Linked DNA regions of Homo sapiens: region 2 is linked to region 1. A link is an interaction called in ENCODE POLR2A ChIA-PET data of the cell type or tissue named here. Cell type or tissue: A673. All regions are shown on one strand.

What was found. ChIA-PET counts read pairs that join two places held together with the same protein. Peaks named below come from ENCODE experiments on the same cell type or tissue, not always from the same donor. Only the 100,000 strongest peaks of a DNase experiment are listed, where the experiment ranks them.
Region 2: POLR2A ChIA-PET joins it to region 1 with 5 read pairs; 2 of 35 experiments call an interaction of 5 or more read pairs at or near these places.

The regions. Positions count from the first base shown.
Region 1 is chr1:169,441,950-169,444,449 of GRCh38, forward strand. It overlaps a transcript of CCDC181 not described here. Among named protein-coding and RNA genes, the nearest start is that of CCDC181, 16 kb to the left of the region's middle. In A673, no CTCF peak of the experiment used is centred here; no DNase peak of the experiment used is centred here; H3K27me3 peaks cover 940 bases.
Region 2 is chr1:169,537,870-169,540,369 of GRCh38, forward strand. It overlaps F5 (coagulation factor V), which reads right to left. Exons shown (of 25, transcript NM_000130.5): 13 at 2,425-2,500. Among named protein-coding and RNA genes, the nearest start is that of F5, 47 kb to the right of the region's middle. RefSeq lists a silencer at 1,218-1,418. In A673, no CTCF peak of the experiment used is centred here; a DNase peak (open chromatin) is centred at 1,332.

The DNA of each region.
Region 1 (2,500 bases):
ATTATCTGTCATCATTTACTATACTATGTATAGAAATAAATAAGTAAACAATATGAGGAAGAGAACAGTATAAAGTTGGGCAACTCTCTACATTTTGAATAAATGATTTCACTTAGAAAAGCAATATTTATTTAATGTAGGTAACCAAGAAGAAAATTTAAATAAGTTGAGTGCCAGGAATTGAGAACATGTGACCATGCACATCTCCTATAAAACTGTTCAAAGTAACACACTTTATAAAAAATGTTTAGATTCTACATAGATTCATGAAATTTTAAATCACTTAAAAATAGTTATTCAGAACATATGTGCAAAACACTGTTTTTATATATTTGGAATATATCAGCAAACTAATATATTCCTTAGGAGTCAATTACTTCAACCACCTAGAACCCAGTTGCAAAAAAAAAGTACAAATGTCTTGAAAACAATAATATGAAGCCATTAAAAAGTTTTGTGAGTTAAGTTTGAGCAATTTTTGTGAAAATCTCTCACAGTCCTTTGATTTACTTTATTCTAATAAGCTCAGATCTCTGAATTTCTAGTCCAGAAAGTAGAATGTGATAACTTGAAAGGAAGGGAAAGAAAAGAGGTGAGATGTTTTAAGTAGATTACTTTTTGAATTTTACACCTGTACATGCTATTGTTAATGCACATTCATTTATAGAACACAAAGACTTTATAATTGTAATGTTTAACACACATATATTTGAAATGGGTACATTGACATTGAGATATTTTGTAAATTAAAAAACTGATCATGTGAGAAATATTTTCTTTAAGGAATCAAAAATTCTCTTCAATGGAGAGAGAGGACAATAAATAATAAACATACTAAGTCATATGATAGAAGTTGACAAACAATATGCAAAACATAAAGCAAAATAGAATCAGAAGTGTCAGGGTGTGTTCTGGTAGTGAGATTGAACTTTTAAATATTGTAGTCAGGTTAAAGGTTATTGAGGTAACAGTTGAGACTTTCATTATAGTTATATGCAGATTTCACATATAATAAAATCTACCTATATACAAATATATAGAGAGACATATATGTGTCTATATGTGTATTATATATCAGATATATCACATATCTGGATACCATTATAATGAAAATATGCCTAACTATCAAAAAACTCAAGACCTTCTTTTTGTTATTCGCTCTCATGTGTCACACCAAAGGCTGGAGACCTTAAGTTTGCCTTTAACCCTCAGCAGCAGGACAAAACCACTTCTAGCTTGTATTCCAGAAATACATTTCTTAAAACAAGTGCTCTAAGGAAAAAAGCATTTGCAATGTAATTATTTTCATTTGTTTAGTAGATTTTTACAGCCTTATTTCATGTGTTCAGCACCTTTGAGCATATGTCCATTTGCCATAAGGCAAAAGTTTAAAGGGATTTCCTGCAGTGATGCTTTTGTTTTCTCAGTATGTGATTAGAAGTCTTGTGATCGACCTTAACTGAAGAAGGATTTAATAGGAATAAATTATGGAAAAGAAACGAAATGAATCAGAATTTAGCTTTTGAGAAATCAACAAACATAATTTACTTTTTAAATTATCAATAAGAAAACCCTCTGTTTATAAGTGGTGCCTCATTGGCTAATAATTACTCCTTGAAAATATCTACCCATATCATTGAATCTAAGTGCCATTTACTAAGATGTCCTATAGTTTTAGCTTTTCTCAGTGCAGATTAATAGCAGAAGCTGTACTTCATCCAGACAAAAATATTTAACATCAAAAGCAAAAATTAAGAAATAAGGAAGCTAAACACCAAGCCTCCATTTAAGGTATATAAATAGTATTGATGATTAGCGATAAGAATAATCATCTTCTGCTCATGTGCCGTGCTAAAGCAAAGAATAACTGACTCACATACACAAGGAAAATGCTCTTTAATTTGCTCTGTTGTTATAAAAGTTCTTTTAAGTCTCTCATATTCATATTCACTTATATTCTGTACTGTTAATATCACTTCACAGAAAGACTAAAAGTACATTTTGGTTTATTAACAGTAATAGACATAGTTATAAAATTTGCCTGTGGTTAAATTTATACTCAACTTATTCTCAAACAGATCTGAGGCTGCTTGCAGTAACATTGATGTGAATGGTAAATACAGACGAAGAGGAAGTCAATATGCTAACCCTAAGTTTGCTCAGTTTCTGAAGATACCTTTATGGCAAAAAGCCAGGCAGTAAACGGATCCAGCAAAAGTGCCAACACCCTTCATTGGGAAAACTTCCTCTCTTGAACCTTTAAATCAGGATAGTGCTTTTTTATTTGACACCTATGATGGTGTAGAGCTTCAGGTTTTAAGCAGCCAGTTTTAAAAAGAAAATACAGTACTACAATACCTAGCTCTTGCACGAGGAAGAAGAAATCACGAGTGTTCCTCAGGAAAAACTTGTTATCCTCGCATTAATTTTTAAAGTAATTTCTCAGGTGGCATTTTTATTAGGGGTAGTGAGTGATGTAAGTGACAGGGCCTTCAGTAGC
Region 2 (2,500 bases), 96 kb after region 1:
CTTGGTGAGAGTGTAAATTAGTACAGCCATTATGGAAAACAGTATGGGAGGTTCCTTTAAAAATTAAAAATAGAATTACCACATGATCCATCAATCCCACTTTTGGGTATATACCCAAAGAAAATGAAATCAGTATGTTGAAGAGATATCTGCTGTCCCACGTTCACTGCAGCATTAGCCACATTAGCCAAGATAGGGAAGCAACCCAAATGTCTATAAACAAATGAATGGATTTCTTAAATGTGATCTACATAAACAATGAAATACTATTTAGCATTTAAAAAAAAGAAAACGAAGAAATGCCATTTGTGACAACATGACTGAACCAGGAGGTCGTTATGTTACATAAAATAAGCCAGGCACAGAAAGACAAGTACTGCAGGATCTCACTTATAATGTGGAAACTAAAAACATTGAGCTCATAGAAGCAGAAGGTAGAACAGTGGTTAACAAAGGGATACAGAGGTGGAGCATTGAGAAAATGGTCAAAAGATAAAATTCAGTTAGAAGAAATAAATTTAGAAGATCTGTTGTATAAGATGGTGACTGTAGTTAATAACAACACACTGAATTTTTAACATTGCTGAGTACATTTTAAGTGTTCTAACCACAAAAAAGTATGTGAGGTAATGCATAGGTTAATTAGCTTGATTTAGCCAATTCACAATTTATAAATATATTAAAACATCATGTTTACACCATAAATGTGTATAAAACAACAACAACAAAAAAACTGGGGTACACCCATATAATGGAATACATGCAATAACCAGATGAATCTCCAGAGAATTATACTGAGTGAAAAAATACCAGTCCCCAAAGGTTACATGTTGCCTGATTCCATTTATGTAATATTCTTGAAATGACAAAATTATAGAAATGGAGATCAGACTACTGGTTGCCAGGGAATAAGGAAGGGCTATGGTGGGAGGAAGGCAGATGTGACTATAAAGGGGTAATGAGAGGGATTTTTATGGTGATGGTGAACATTCTGTGTCTTGACAGTATCAACATCAGTGTGCTGGTTGTGATATAGTATTATAGATTTGCAAAATGTTACCCCTGGGAGAAACTGGGTAAAGAATACTCAGGATACCCAAAGGATCTCTCCGTATTATTTCTCTTGACTGTATGTGAATCTATTTTATTTTTGTTCCAAAATAAAAAGTTTAATTACAAATTATAAATAAATAAATAAAGCACATTATTTCCATCTAGTTCATTGGCTCAGTCTAGGACTGAAGCATGTCGAATTCTCCCACTGACTCTCACATTTCCCAAGCCTGTGGAAACAAGCCAAACACTCACCCATCAAACCCATAATATTTGCTATATACTGTGAGTCATCAACAGAGAATCTCCTTCTGCCTTTCTTCTGGTCTACCTCCCCTACTAATCCCATCTTTCCAGACTCTGAGCATAACATGCAAACTCACAGAACACAAGGGAGTGGGTAAAGCAACTCCGAATGCCATAAAAGTGGGTTGTGAGCCTTGAATGGAATACAAGATTTTGAAGGTGGTTCCATCCCTATTCACTCTGGACAGGCCCTGCATCTCACTCCCTCGGGGCCTTGCTTAGAAATACTCAGGTAGCTAGTTGTTCTCATGTGGTATTGAGTGCAACATTTAAATAGGAAGTCATAGGAAAAGGTGTTTTAAACAGAGTTCTAATGTGGAGATGTCAGGCATCAGATTAATGAACTCATATGCATAAGTCACACCATACATTGTGTTTGCCTACTGTAATTACACTTTGGTTTTTTAAGTGATTAGTGTAACAGCTTTAGTAAAAGCTGTGGGCATATCTAGACAGCTGATGCACAGTCATCATGCTATATCCCTGAGAATTTGTAGTTGACTAAGCCTTGCTCCTTTCCTCCTCTCTCTTCTCTTTCTGTATCTTCATCCCAGAACAAAGAGCCCAGTTCAACATGGCTTTCTACCCCTAAGCAAAACTGAATTGTAAATATTCTTTTAAAAAAGGGATTTGGATCTCTTAGAAATTCTGATCTAAACAAGTAAATGCAAAAAGGAGATTTCTACATCATATTTGAGTTTGGATTTGAGGCTAACTTCAATTAAATCATATTGATTAGCATATAGCTATGGATAGGTTGGGCTCTGCCTGGAGCAATAAGAGTCAGTAGAAACATGGGTAGTAAGAGGAGAGGACACAGAAAAATGCTTAATTACAGAATATTATAGAGTTCTCACAGTGATTGTTCTTATATTGTCCAGGGGTCATCTAAGGTAAAGAAGCAATCTTGGAATTGACAAAGGAAAAAGAACAGGCCAACTTGCAATAGGGGAACCACACTGTTCTTAGTATAATTTGCCCACAATTATCCCCCTGAATTGTAGTAGCTACTTTTTTCAGCAGTAATGGAAAAATGAGAATAAAAAAGGAGAAAACTGGCCAAACCTTTGTACAAATTCTGAATAATCCCAGGATATTTCTTCAGCAGCAATGTAATAATTTCTTCTGTTTCCATTGTTGC